Regions from separate parts of the Homo sapiens genome. Here region 1 is linked to region 2. The links are chromatin loops, found by intact Hi-C in ENCODE. Cell type or tissue: heart left ventricle. All regions are shown on one strand.

Region 1 (8,000 bases), 220 kb after region 2:
TGAGCATAGTATGCTAATAGAGATAAGCTCTTGCAGATATATTCTTCAGTTTTTCCTCCCTCTATATCATATACATATCCTAATCTACTTATATAAATTAAGTCAAGACAACACTTTAACATGCACATTGAAATTCAGTGAATATTTTCAAATATTCTGCTATGAAGTTGAAAGTCAAGAGTTTATAAGATTATCAATGTATTTGACACAAATTCAGAGAGTTCTCATTTAGCCAATTGGAAAAAAAAAACCCTTTAATTTTATTAATCAAAATGAGAAAATCAAGCCTAGAATAATACAACTATATACTCACATACCTGTGCATATATTGTATGCACATGTGGTAGAAACAGGCTTTTGGGTTTATGTTCATAGTAACAAAAAAGCAAATGCCATTTATTCCATTCTATTGCAGTCAGTCAGTATCGGAAATTAGCTTTCAATTTAGTATACGGTAAGTTTTCCTAAGTTAGCTGTGCAGAATCTTTTGGTTATTATATGAAACAGTTTCTTCATATTTTTAATTAGCTTTGAGACACAAAAATCCACTGTGCACTTATAAGAAAATACTGATATTTAGGAAATTAAAATATATTTCCTTAGAGATTATATAAGTGAATGGATGAATAGAGAAAATGTTTATTATATCAAAACTTTCTGTGAGGTGGATTATTTTAAACTAGGCTGATTTTGACTCGGCAGCTTAACAACTAATGGTAAGACGGAAAAACACAAAATAGTACAGAAATTGCTGTTCTTAGTAATTTCTCAAGATAATATTTCCTAACTTCCTGTCATTCTGAAAGAATATGTAGTGGCAAAACAATTACTCTGATTATATAATGAAATCACAGAGGCTTCAAAAAAGCATTGTTCCCCATGCCTCACTGCCCACTCCCTCACCCCCCAATACATGGCCAACTTACAATGATGATATATATTTAAATTATTTCTATGTCCACTGTACACAGTTATGAATCTAAGATTTGACTAATTCTTATTCTCTAATTTGTGAATTTTTTTTTTAATGGGATCTCACTCTGTCACCCAGGCTGGAGTGCAGTGGCACGATCATGGCTCACTGTAGCCTTGACTTCCTGGGCTTAAGTGATCCTCCCACCTCAGCCTCCCAGGTAGCTGAGACTTCAGGCATGTGCACCATGCCCAGCTAATTTTTGTATTTCTTGTAGAGACAAGGTTTTGTCATGTTGCCCAAGCTGGTCTCAAACACCTAGGCCCAATCAGTCTTCCCTCCTTGGCCTCCCAAAGTGCTGCAATTACAGGCTTGAACCACCATGCCCAGCTAATTTGTGATTTTTCACATCAAACATCAATGCACAAAAAGAGAAAGTAGTCAAATCCTATTTTCATGAATGATATCTTTGTCATAGTTTTTCCAAATACTATATAGTTTTTAGCATATTGAATATACCTTCTCAAAGATGCTGTGGACTAAATACAACACTACTTAGAAAACGCAGATGAGGCCGGGTGTGGTGGCTCACATCTGTAATCCCAGCACTCTGGGAGGCCAAGGCGAGCAGATGACGAGGTCAGGGGTTCAAGACCAGCCTGGCCAATATGGTGAAACCCCATCTCTACTAAAAATACAAAAATTAGCTGGGTGTGGTGGCTCATACCTGTAGTCCCAGCTACTTGGGAGGCTGAGGTAGAAGAATCACTTGAACCTGGGAGGCAGAGGTTGCAGTGAGCCGAGATCGTGCCACTGCATTCCAGCCTGGGCAACAGAGCGAGACTCCATCTCAAAAAAAATAAAAAATGGCAGATGAATGTAATATGAAGGAATATTAGAAGCTTTCATTTCTAGACATTCCCTTGTTTACTTATTCTGAAGCCTACAGATTCATTATGGGAAATCTATTCCCTTGGATCTAGTATTGAGTCATTGTATTTTGATCTCTTGAGAAGAGTTGTATATAGATTTGTTAGTTAACAACCTAGTCGGAAGATATTTGGGTTTGGGATTTGGGATGGGATTAGGCTGTGAAACAGAGCTATACATATATAATGTGTTTATGTATAAACCTGGAATCTAAAATAGTACTATTGTTAATTTCTATTTGGGGGAATGGGAAGGGCCAGAAGGAGACATCTTGTGACGTTTTTATTTCATAATATGCACATAAAGATTTGCAGCTGGAGCTGATGTCAGATTTCATTGCTATTTCCACTCTTTGGCTTCTTAAATCAAGAACTTAATTTTCATAATTTGTCAGTTGCCATTATTTTTCATTTTATCTGGTACTTTGTCTAAAACTGTTCTTCAGTGAGTTTGTATATTTCCCACCCCTATCCACAATTCGTATTTGTTCCTTCTGATTCTCTGGGCAGCTTAGATTACAGCAGCCTTGTATCTACTGACACCTTTTATTCACTGAACGACTCAGCCTGACTCTAAAAACTACAGCAAAGATAAACAATGAGAAAAGAATAATCTTGAATGAGTACTATAAGGAAAGACATATTCATTTAAGAATTTGTTTTTAGAGATGCATTCTTCACCATTTAAAATCTTATATCCTGAGACAGAGAAAGTCTTGATGAATAAATCAAATAAACTTCACTCCTGAATAAAAGACCGCAACTGAACAGGTAACTTACAAGTGACTACAACCTTTTAGTTCTGGTGTGGAATGAGCTTCCCAGAACACAGATTCCCCATTCTGCTCCAGAACTCTCCACAGTTAACCAAAAGGACCACACAGCGCAGTCAGTATGCCTAAGGCCACTGGATGCACCTTGATCTTTCCAGCCAAATGTAAAATCTTCATTTGGCTGTTAGAATCTCAAACAGCATATTCACAATTGAACTATTCTTTCCCCCGTCCTGATTTACCCAAAGCTGTCCTCCCTTTAACTGATGCTGGTTTAAATCTTTTGGTTGCTCAGGCCAGAAAACTTGAAGTCATCCTGGACTCCTTTTCAATTCATTTTTCAATTCAATCCATCAGAAAATAAGTATCTTGAGTCTACCTTCTAAATTATATCTCGACTCCAGCCGTTTCTCACAACATCTGTCACAACCATTCTGTACTGAGCCGCAAACAGTCATTCTTACCTGGGTTACTGAAGTAGCTCCTAAGATATCTTCCCTCTTCTACCTCCTCTTCTCTTCCCCCTACACAAATCTATTTTCAACACAGGAGTTACAGTGATCTTTTTAAAACATTAAATCTGCTCATCTCATATTTTCTGCTCAACACCCTGCAGTCGCTCCCTATTTAATTCAAAAGCCAAAGTCCTTACATAATCTGATCTCTCATTATCTCTGACCTTCTGTCCTCTACTCTCCTTTCCTACTCATCCTACTTTAGCCACACTGACCTGCTTACTATTCCTTGAATATACCAGGCATGTTTCAGACTCAGGGACCCACTGAAGCTCTTCACTTTGCTCTTCTCAGAATATCTGGACAACTAGATGTCACCATTTAGTATTAGTTTACTATAAAGTTTTCTTTTAAATCTTAACTTTTAAAATGAATAGAGTAAAATGAACTTTTTTAAAGATGGACAGTTCTTTGAATTTTAACACATGTACAAATTTAGGTAACCTTCACCACAATCAGGATGCAATTTCATCATCCTAAAAAATTCCCTTGTGCTACCCCTTTGTAGTTACATCATCCCCCCGACCCCTAACCCCTGCCAACCACTGATCTGTTCTCTGACATTCTTGGTTTGTCTTCTTGAGAATGTCCTATAGATAGAATCATACAGTATGTAACCTTTTGAGACTGGCTTTTTCACTTAGCATAATGTCTTTGAGATTCATCCAAATTATTGTTTATATCTACAATTCATTTTATTTTCTTTTATTGCTGAATAGTATTCACTATTTTTGAGAATAGCTATATCATTTTGCATTCCTCCCAGTAATGTCAGAGAGGTCCAGTTGTTTCACATTGTTGATAGCTGTTACTATTGTCGGTATTCTTTATTTTCACCATTCTATTAGGTGTGCAATAGTATCTGATCATGGGGTTAAGTGGTATTTCTCTAATAGCCACTAATGTTGAACATCTTTGCATGTGCTTATTTGTCAACCATATATCCTCTTTGGGTAAGTCACCTATATTTCCTCTCCAAGTCTTTAGACCATTTCAAAATTGTTTTCTTACTGTTAGTTTTGAGAGTTCATTATAGATTCTGAATACAGGTCCTTTGTCAGATATGTGACTTGAAAATACTTTATTTGTAGCTTGTCTTTTCATTCCCTTAACATTTTTTATAATTTTTAATTTTGATAAGCTATATCTTTTTTTATGGATAGTGATGTTGGTGTCATACTGAGAACTCTTTGCCTAACCCCCAGTTATGAAGGTTTTCTTCCATTGTTTTTTCTAAAAGTTTTATAGTTTTATATTTAGATTCATGATCCATTTTGAGTTAATTTTTGGATAAAGTATGAGATAGGTTGAGGTTCATTTTTATGTACATGAATGTCCAATTGTTCCATCACTATTATTTAAAAGACTACCCTTTCTCTCTTGAATTGCCTTTGCACCTTTGTCAAAAAATCATTTGGCTGTATTTATTTGGTTCTTGAGTTCTTGAGTTGAGGAGACAAAGTTAAGAGTGGGAAAACCAAAGCACCTAGAGCTCTTAGAACAGACAGAAGACCAGAGATGAGAGAATTTCATAGAGAGTAAACCGCAACTCTCTGCAGAGGGTCCCTCTGGAGTGTTCAGCAAGCTGCTGATCAGTGCATGCGTGCAAAAACTACCTGAAGTCAGGAAAAGAACCATCTGAAAGGATTAAAGAAAACAGTGCCTGGTGCTTATAAATGGCCAAAAATAGTGCCTGTTCCCACCAGACTTGCAAAACTTCAAAAAAGGGAAAATGGTACAAAAAACAAATGGAAATAACAAATAGAGACAAAGACAACAACAAAAATAGAAAACAGACAATAGACTCAAACTGAAAAAATTAGTAATCTTATGATATGGCTTGGCTGGGTCCCCACCTAAATCTCATCTTGAATTGTAGCTTCCATAATCCTCGTGTGTCATGGCAGGGACCTGGTGGGAGGTAACTGAATCACGGGGGTGGGTTTTCCATGCTGTTCTCATGATAGTGAATCAGCTGCACGAGATCTGATGGTTTTATAAAGGGCAGTTTCCTGCACAGGCACTCTTGCCTGCTGCCATGTTAAGACTTGCCTTTGCCTTCACCTTCTACCATGATTGTGAGGCCTCCCCAGCCATGTGGAACTGTGAGTCCATTAAACCTCTTTTTCTTTATAAATTACCCAGTCTTGGGTATGTCTTTATTAGCAGCGTAAGAACAGACTAATACATCATATTAAGTGGAATGGTCCAAAAACTCCAAATAAAAGGGAGAGCTTGTCAGATTGGATAAAAAACCAAGACCCAGCTACATGATGCCTACAAGAAATGAATCATAAATGTAAAGACACACAGGTTAAATGTTAAAAAAATGAAAGAAGTTATGCCATGCTAATATTAACTTTTAAAAAGCTAGAATGGTTATATTAATGTCAGACAAAGGATAATTCAGAACAAAGAATATAATTGGGATAAAGACAGTAACTTAATAAAAGATCAATGGATATAATAATCCTAAAAGCTTATGCTCTTAATAATAAAAGAGCTTCAAAATGACTTAAGTGAAAATTGATAGAACTGCAAGGAAAAATAGGTAAGTTGACAATTATAGTCAGAGATTTCAATGTCTCTCAATAATTGTTAGAAAAAGTAAGCATAAAGTCAGCAAAAAATAGTAGGCTTGAAAAACACTATCCATCAACTTGACTTAATTAACATTAATAGAACTTACCACATAACAGGATTAGAATACACAGTCTTTTCAAGTGCACATATAATACTTATGATAGACCTGTTGTGGGCCACAAAGCAAATCCCAATAAATTTAAAAGCATTCAAATCATACAAAGTGTGTTCTCTGACCACAATGGACTTAAATTTGAAATCAGTAACATTCTACTTTGAACTAGCTAGAAAAAGCAATGTTTTCCCATTGACTTCCTCATAACTTCCAGCATTTACTTTCATTGGATGAACTGGTCACGTACACCATTGTCTCTACACCAATCACTGTGCTAATTAGTCTCTGTTAAATGTCTTCCCAAACACATGGACCAAGAGTAGAAAAGAAATGGTTCTCCAAAGGAATAGCAAAGTTATATTATCACAACAAAGATTCTGGGGCAGGGAAAATTATTAGTTTCCCACTACCAAAAGCTACTTGAACTAATTAATGAGTTTAACAAGGTTCCAGGATACAAAATCAATATACAAGAACCCAGCTGTATTTCTGTATATTGGCAACAAACAACTGTAAGTTAAAATAAGAAAAAATGCCATTTACAAAGCATCAAAAAAGATAAATATTTAGGAATAACTGACAAAAGATACGAAAAACCTATACACTGAAATGTACAAAATGTTGCTGAGAGAAATTAAAGATGACCTAAAAAACAAAGATTTACTTTTTCATGGGTTGGAAGACTCAATATTGCTAAGAAGTCAGTTCTCTGCAAAATCTATAGATTCATCAGAATCACAAAAGTGGGCTTTTTTGTAGACATGGGCAAGCTGATTTCAAAATTTATATGGAAATGTAAAGGACCTTAGCATAGCCAAAACAATGGAAAAAGTACAACTTTAGAGGGCCCATACTTAATTTTTATCTAATTCAAGACTTAACAAAGCTTTATGCTATAGTTTGGATATAGTTTGTTTGACCCCTTCCAAATCTGATGTTGAAATTTGGTTTCCAGTGTTGGAGATGGGTCCTAATGGGAGGTGTTTGGGTCATGAAGGTAGATCCTATGTGAATAGATTAATCCCCCTCTCTCTTGCTTTCTTGCTTGCCATGTGATCTCTGTACAGCTGGCTCCCCTTTGCCTTCTGCCATGAGTGGAAGCAGCCTGAAGCTCTCACCAGAAGCAAATACTGACACCATGCTTCTTGTATAGCCTGCAGAATCATGAGCCAAATAAACCTTTTTATAAAAAATAAATTACCATCTCCGATATTCCTTTATAGCAACACAAACAGACTAAGACACTTTAGTATACAAAACAACCTGGTTTTTACATAAATGTGGACACATAGAGCAGTAGAAAGTAATGGAAAGTCCAGAAATACACTCAACATCTATGGGCAACTGATTTTTTTTCACAAGGACACAAAGATAATGTGGTAGAAAAAGTACAGTCGTTTCGATACAGGAGTTGGAAATTATTTAGGCAGATAGGGTAAGAAAGTCCTCAGTAAGCTTTCCTTTTTGTAAAAGCAGCCCCCAAATCATTTCTTTTCTAACAAAAAGCAGCCTGAAAAATCAAGCTGCAAGCATAACTAAGCAAGCTAAAATCTTGCATAGGTAAATACCAGCAGCTGTGCCAGTAGAGAAAGGCTACCTGGGGGCCAGTCATGTTCAACATGGTGGCTCCATCTTCCCTTTGTGAACCACGTGTACAGTAAGGAACAGACAACATGGCGCTGGCCAGGTAGAGAGCCCATCTGCACAATAAAAGATTAGGGTGGGATGGGCAGCTTCCTTGAACCCCATGCAAACATAACAACTGGTTCTACCAATCTCTTGGGCCCTATGTAAATCAGACACCACCTCCTCCTATATAAATCAGACACCACCTCCTCAAGCTCATCTACAAAACCCCGTTTATTTCATCACAAAACTGGAAGACCCACTCGGGTGCCCCTCTCTCTGTGCAGAATAGAGAGCTATTCTCTTTTTCTTTTACGTATTAAACCTCTGCTCTTAAACTCTCTACTTGTGTGTCCATGTCCTTGAATCCCTTGGCGTGAAACAACGAACCTCGGGTATTTATCCCAGACAATGTCGCCGCTTCATTTTGGGGCCCCATCTGGGACATCCTTTCATTTCAAGGCTGTCGGCCTCCATTCTGGGCATTTTGGCTGTGTTTTGAACTGATTTCCCTTCATGGAAACCTAGCCATTGCATGGGGCTGGA
Region 2 (8,000 bases):
AACTTTTCCTCCAAATAGTCAACTAAATTGATGCTTGAGAAGATGCACCATGTTTGCTGGGCACAATGGCTCAGCTGTAAATCCCAGCACTTTGGGAGGCTGAGGCAGGTGGATCATTTGAGCCCAGAAGTTCAAGACTAGCCTGGGCAACATGGTGAAATCCCATCTCTACAAAAAATACAAAAATTAGCTGGGGCATGGTGGTGCACGCCTGTGGTCTCAGCTACTCAGGAGGCTGAGGTGGGAGGATGGCTTGAGTCCAGGAGGTCAAGGCTGCAGTGAGCCGTGACTGTGCTACAGCACTCCAGCCTGGGTGACAGAGTGAGACCCTGTCTCAAAAAAAAAAAAAAAAAAAAAGATGCACCATGTTTGTCTTGGAGCTTTTAGTACTTCCCACACCCAACCACAGCTATGTACTCCCTGGATGTTCATATAACTCGGTATGATGCACAGGGACATTGAATTTAATTACAGGTTGAATACTTTCTATTGAGCTCTTCTCCAACTTATCATGACCTGGGTGTGTTTCCTTATTTCAACATTGTTCCATTTTTTTTTTCCAGTTTTCCAAGATCAGCTTGGACTTAATTTCTTCCAAGAGTCTTCTCTGGTTTCTGACAATGATTCTCCTTTCTCATCTCCTATAGCACAACTTGTTTGCTTCACACATTTTTCACTTGATCATATATGATCCTGTACTAGTTCTATTTATATGTTTTGTCTTGATTCACAATAATTTCACAAATTTCTTAAGGATAATTCTCTATGTGTTTCATGTTTACTGCTACATAAAAAACCACCACAAAACTTAGTGACTTAAAACAGCAACAATTTACTGTTTCTCGTGATTCTGGGGGTCAACAATTCTCAGCTGGGCTGGGCTTAGCTGAGCAGTACTTTGGCTTGTCCCATCTGGGGTCACTGATGTGACTATAGTCATCTGGTAGCTTGACAGGGGCTGGAGGGACTAAGATATCCACACTTAGTCCATGTCTGGGGCTTGGTGCTGGCTGTTGGCTGGGCCTCCCTGTGTGGTCTTTCAACTTTTGTTAGTCTAGTCCAGATGTTCTTTCATGGTGGCAGGGGTGTTCCAAGACATGAATGAAGAAGCTGCAAGGGATTTGAGGCCTTGGCTCCAGAACTTGCACAATTTCATTCCTGTGACATTTTATTTTCAAAGCAAACCACAAGGCCACCCTAGATTTAAGGGGTGGGGAAAAAATACTCCACCTCTTGATGGGAAAAGCTGCAAAATATTGTGGCCATGTTTTTCAATCAGCCACATCACACATTCTCTTTCTTCTGTCAATTTAGCAGCAAGTGTCATAGCGAAGGCACGTACTAGATATTAGCTGATGTGAACTCAGTGTTCTGGTGTTTTCATTTCATCCAGCTTGAGACTATATCCTCAGGATAAGAGTAGATTTAAAATAAAAAAATTAACCTTGGTAATATTGATCTTTAACTCATTACTTGGACTGATTTTCTCTTTAAAAGTTGCTCAGATCCAAGCACACATTTCTTATTTCAAAGGAATAACTGTACCTTGAACAAACAGGTTCATGCTTTGAAGACTGACAATAAATTGAAAATAGTTGTTGTCCATGGGATTAGGTGCTATGGGTATCAGAGAGCTTTGTTCACTGGTATATTTGTTTATTGGCCAAATACTCACCCAATGCATGCCCTGTGTCAGTCTCTGTACTATTTGCCCAACATGCATAATTGAGTAGAGAAGATGGATATACAGTGGATGATTATAACACAATGTGGCTGATAATTGCAATGACAGTTAAATGCACAAGATATAATGAAAACACATTAAGAGACATAAAATAAAATGTTTACCAATTCAGTTAGAAACTTACAATTGGGTTGTGTATAAGACACACATGAATCTCCTAGTTGCCATATTTTATACACACACACACACACACACACACACACACACATATCAGTATTATGTAGCATTATTAAAGCCTTTTGAGGATGGTGAAAATACACATAAAAAGAAAACTTCCATTAAAACCATGGAATGGGCATCTGTTATTTTTCCCTGCCCGGCACTCATTCGCCTTTCTGGTAGTGACAGCACCTTGATTCCCTACCTGCTCTTTCCTCAGCTCTTAGTCCACAAGATGGGGATAGAGCCAACTCTACCCTAATTTCTCAAGCTGAGCATGTAATCCAGGCCTGGCCAATCAGATCACTGCATTCTTATAGTCTGAGTGACTTGTTCAGGAATAGATATATGACCCAAGAAGAGCTAGTGAGACCAATTCCCAGGACTTCTGTGAAGCCACCATTAGAGAAGAATCCCTCTTTTCTCTGTGGCTACCCGACAGAATGGCTGTAAGACTTGGGCTGCTGGAAGCCATGACCAGGAGCCTGAGAATAAAGCCAATTCTAAAGGAAAGGGCTGAGACACAGCAGAAGGAAGGCTGATGACATTTGATCCTTTGAATCCATCCATGCTGGACCTAACTGCCTAGGCTTCTCCAATATGGTCACATTTGCATTCTCTCTCACCACCTCCCACTTCTTCTTCAAAGTATTAGAGTTGGGTGTTTGCTGCTTGTCACCAAAAAGCCCTAATATATAGTACAGAAGGAACAAAACTCAAGAAGTAGGTTTGAGGGGTTGTATAGGGGTCATAAGAAGGCCAGCATTACTGAAGCTAAGGGCCCATGTGGGAAGCAGTGGGAAACATGATGTGATATAGTAGAATGAGCCCACTAGATGGTTAGGAGTCTTGACATCCAAAAGCATCCAGAGGTGACAGCATAGTCAATTAAGTAGATAAAAGAGAGCTGTATCATGAGTACCTAGCAAAAATATTAGGAAGCCATAGCAGCACTGACTGAAATCAACAGCTTGCAGGCAGAAAGAACAACTAGGAGGAAACTCCAGTAATCAAGAGATGAGGGAGGATCCATACCTAGACCATGGTACTGCCAATCTGAGAAGTATGAAGAGAAGAATCAATAGGAATTAGGGACTCCTCAAGGACAGGAAGGACAATGATTAATAAAAAGAGACAAAAATTAACTGCTAATCAAAGACTTGGCTAAATTTGCCCAAACTTAATCTATAGATAGTTGCTTCACAGCATTCTCAGTATGCAACAATAGAATGTAAAATGGTACCCATTACTTAAAGACTTTAAAGGCCTTTATAACTCCCAATTAAATATTGGAATAAATTAAATTGTTTACCCTTTGACAGAGGGCTTAGAGTATGTAAAATAAAACAAAACTACAACAAAAATGAAAAAAAAACCCTTTTACCTTCAAATGGGGCTGAAGGCTATCGTGTGTGACTTGAGTCTGGTTTTATGCTCACTGGGCAGTATTTTTAACAATGAAATCTAATAGTAGCATTCATTCTGGAAAACTGGGATATGTCAGGGCTGAATAGATTTTGTATATATTAATTAAAACTGTAGTTTTAACTTTTTTAAACAAGATATCAAACCCAAATTCAGGAGGCTGCTTATTGTTTCTTTAAATCTGCCAAGGAATCAGGATATCTCCTCATACTTCCTCCCTTGGGCTTGTGGGTTTGAGGTCCTTCCTGTCTCAACCACATATTCTTTCATCTAACTTTTTGAGTTCCTATTAGAGAAAACTTTTTTTTACTGTTAGTTTTTCTGAGAAACTTCAGTACTTTATTTTTTCCTTAGACCATGGGGCACCATCAGAGCAGCAATGAAGGCTGACACATCAGGTGAGAATCTACCTCAAGGAAAGGGCAATAAAGAGTCTTTGGAGATATAGGTTATTGGAAATTGTGCCTGGTGTTCTAATCTTAGTATAAATTAAAGGTAATTGTACTAATTAGCAGGTTGTTATGTCTACTATCTTAAACAATGTTTTACAACTACGGAATTTGATTGAAATAAGTTTTGGGGCTCTCTGAGACCTGACCAAAGGAAGAAAAACAAGTGCCCCCAAAGCTCTGAGAAGCACAGACAGGTGACAGCCTCATTAGGTCAGCTCAAAGGGATGCATCAGCTCTCCTCAGGCAATCCCTGCCCCTTCAGTGGCCATCAGCCTGAAGCACTGCCCCTTTCACATAATTCACATGTTTGACACAAGTACATGGAATCCATGTGTAAGGTTTACAGCTTGGCTGAAGTAAAAAAGAAAAACTATTTATTCAAAAGGGCATGTTTAAACAAAGGCTCCGTTGGAATTGCTAACATATGTAAATATCTAATGCTAGAATTTCTTTTTTAACTCCAGTCTTTCCCAATCACAAAGAAAAGCACACTTTTCAAAATGAAATCTACAAGTAATTATAATGAACCTAGATTATTTGTTTTTCATGGGAAAATTAGGTAGCATACAGAATACCTCACAACTGTTCTGGTATAATGTATGCATCACTTTGCTGCCAACAAGATGGGCTTTCACTAACACGAATTGCCCTCAGACCCTGCCTCAAGTCCCTGAGGACCATATGTCTGTCATTTCTGGGAGTGGCCTCTGGGTGGCAGTGTTATTTTCAGTTTGCACTTTGCTCATCACGTCAGTTTTCTAAGTTAAAGTTGCAAGAGACTCAATCATCTCTTTCAACAGACTGAGTGTTCTCTATTCCTTACTTGCTCTGTGGCTTACAGCCTCAGTTTCCTCCTGTATAGAAGGAGCATTCTATTCTAGATGAGGAAAGTAGTTGCAAGGATTAGAGATGATAATGATAACAACACGATTATATACTGAAAACCTGTGATATTTTAAGCTCTATGTAGGAACTTTACATGTAATATCTCACTAAATCTTTCCAACTTCCCTATAATGTTTGTGTTACCGCTTTATCTTGAGACATAAAAAACTTAAAGCTCAGAACAATCAGGAACTTAGCCTAAGTTCCATGGCAACTCAGTGGTGAAATTGGGATCTATCTTTCTAGCATTATAATACAAGTAAAGTGCCTAGCAAATTGTCTCATGCTAATAAATACTAGTAATTTTAAAACATTTGTATTATTGCTACAAGTATTAAATTGTATAGCTGATGTCTAAAACACATAAAAATTTAAAAATATTGTTTCTGGGATGGCTTAAACCGATATAAAAATCTGTTATGACGTGTTTGTTCAGGTGCCTTAATTTTCACCCAAAGAACTTTTGAGCAGAGAATGCATGGCCTAAGAGAAGCTTTGTGAGTAAAAGTTTATAGTCAATTAAGTGTGGAAAATGCTTATATTTTATTCTTCTTCTGGAGACTTTCAAGAAACAATAGCATATTAAAGGCTCCGAGATGTCTTGCCATAAAGAAAACTATAATCTAGTTTAACCCAAAGTTTTCACATGTACTTAACAAAGAAATTCCTTCCTCACATAATATTTATAACCATCTCTTTAAATCAGTGTTCTGCAGAAAACACTTAGGAGGAATGAATCTATGGAAATTCCTCTTCCGAGCTGAGCATGTAATGTTTTGACTAGTCTTTTTCTGCCAACCCAGCTCCCTGCTGTAGATGTGCTGTGAAATGTCGAGGCTGACAATAAACTTCTTCTGGCACTTAACTATTAAACCGAAGTTTTTCTTAGGCTTTTCTCACAACAGCACAACATTCTTTCTACTTCTCTCCATCCTACAGTCACAGGTAACCATTTCCTGAAACTCCTGTTCACAGTATTTCTTAGCTCCTCTTACAGAGCAGACCATAACTTCTGTACCATTCGATGGCTTCCAAACTTTTGTTAACTCTACTTTAAAGCTTATTGTCACTTAATTTGTCATGTGCTTATGCATCCACAATCACATTATAAGTTATTTAGTGTCTGGAACTGTGCACTGCACTTCCCTGTGTCCCTAAAGTAGCATGACAGTGCATTGCTCATTCATTCATTCATTCATTCATTCAACAAACATGCACCAAGCATCTTCCCTGTGCCAGGCACTATTCTAAGTGCTGGAGTATAGCAGTAAACATGACAATCAACGTCATTAGTAATCCGGTGGAAATTTATTTGTATGGGGAAAGATAGATAAGTAAATATTCAAGGAGGTACATAACTCATGTCAGATAAGGGTGAGTGGTATGAAGCAGTTAAGGGCATGTGAATGAGGAAAGGAGGAGAGGCTGCTTGAGCTTGGAAAGGCCTCTCTGAAGAGGAAATATTTAAGCCCGGTTAAGTGCCTAGTAAAGGCTCAGAGACAGGCTGAGTTTGCTAAATTAGAGGAAAAGCAGGAAGGCCAGTGTGACTGTGGCAAACATGGTAAGTCAGGGGAGCAAGATGAGATCAACTCAGAGTGGGTGGTGTGCACCACATTGTGGTAAGGAATTTGGACTTTATTTTAAGATGATACAGAAGCCACAGAATGTTTTAGACATGGGATTGAACTAAGCATGATTTTATAACTTTAAAAGACAATTCTGACTACAGGGTAGAAAATAAAATGTCAGGAGCCAAGGAAGGGGCCAGGGAGGCCAGTTAAAGGTTATTTTAGTAGGCAAGGCAAGATATGATGGTGATTTGGACACGGTGATGGCAGGAGAGCAAAGGAAGTGGGCAGATTCTGGCTATACTTTTGCACGCGAGACAGTGGGACTTGCCAGCTTGAGCAAACAGATGAACAGAAATATTTCCAAGATGCAGATATTTACTAAATGCAGATATTTCCTAGGTAAAGGTTATCTGGGAGACTAGTAAGCCTGGGAGAAAAAGTAGGGGACAGAATCAAAAGTTCTTTTTCACTGCATTAAGGTTGGAAGTCTGTAAGATATCTAGGAATACATGTCAATTTAACCTGATTCTGGAGATCACAGGAAAGGGCAGGGATATATATAATTATATTTGGGAGTTACTGGTACAAAACTAGTATTTAAAACCATACGACCAAGCTCGGCATGGTGGTGCTTGCCTGTAATCTCAGCACTCTGGGAGGCTGAGGCAGGAAGATGGCTTGAGTCCAAGAGTTGAGACTATCCTGGACAACATAGTGAAACCCATCTCCACAAAAAAATACAAAATATTAGCTGGGCCTGGTGGTGCATGCCTGTAGTTCCAGCTACTTGGGAAGCTGAGACAGGAGGATCACTTGAGTCCAGGAGGTTGAGGCTGTAGTGAGCCATGATTGCACCACTGCACTCCAGCCTGGGTGACAGAGTGAGATCCTGACTCAAATAAATAAATAAATAAACCCATGGGACCACAAGAAATCATCTAAGGAGAGAATGTAACCCCAAGGCACCTCCAAATTTGGAAGTAGTATAGGCTGAGAAAGGGAAGCTAAAATGGTAAACAGGAGAACATGGTGTCAAGAAGTCCAAGAGAATAAAGTATAGCTAGCATGAAGGAGTGGTCAGCTGGGTCAAAATCCAAAGATTTAGATGTGGGCAGAAAAGGAATCTTTGGATTGCCAACATGGAGGCAGCAAGAGCAGGGCCAGCAGAGTGGTGAGGACTGAAGATGGTAAGAGTTCACTGAAGAAAGGGTCAGAGAAATAAGGCAGTACTAATGGGGACACAAAGTCAAGAGAGGGTTTCCCTCCACCCCCAGAAGGGAGATCCTGGAGTTTACCTAAATAGAGTCAGAAGGAGAGGTTAATAGTATAGAAAAGAGAAGGACTAATTGAACATGTATATCTTTATCTAATTATTGTCCTTTTTTTTTTTTTTTTTGGATACAGGGTCTTACTCTATCACCCCGGCTGGAGTGCAGTGGTGTAATCATAGCTCACTGCAACCTCTAACTCTTGGGCTCAAGTAACTCCTCCATATCAGCCTCCTGAGTAGCTAGGACAACAGGCATGCACCACTGCACCTGGCTAACTTTTAAATTTTTTGTACGTTGCCCAGGCTAGTTTCAAACTTGTGACCTCAAGTGATCCTCCCGCCTCGGCCTCCTAAAGTGCTGGGATTACAGGTGTGAGCCATGGTGCCCAGCCTAATTAGTGTCAATTTTTGGATGTATTTGATTTACGTTAGGCTGAATAGGGAGTTGTTTTCCCAATCCCCAGGACTTAAAACCGGGTGGTAATAATAATAAG

Evidence for each region. Peaks named below come from ENCODE experiments on the same cell type or tissue, not always from the same donor. Only the 100,000 strongest peaks of a DNase experiment are listed, where the experiment ranks them.
Region 1: a loop joins it to region 2, with 4 times the contacts of the local background. A loop is called at or near these places in 60 of 110 quality-filtered maps.

The regions. Positions count from the first base shown.
Region 1 is chr5:113,598,340-113,606,339 of GRCh38, forward strand. No RefSeq gene overlaps it. Among named protein-coding and RNA genes, the nearest start is that of YTHDC2, 89 kb to the left of the region's middle. In heart left ventricle, no CTCF peak of the experiment used is centred here; no DNase peak of the experiment used is centred here; H3K4me3 peaks cover 123 bases.
Region 2 is chr5:113,374,656-113,382,655 of GRCh38, forward strand. All of the region lies in intron 2 of MCC (MCC regulator of Wnt signaling pathway), which reads right to left. Among named protein-coding and RNA genes, the nearest start is that of TSSK1B, 56 kb to the right of the region's middle. In heart left ventricle, a CTCF peak has its summit at 4,482 (motif pointing right); no DNase peak of the experiment used is centred here; H3K27ac peaks cover 1,022 bases.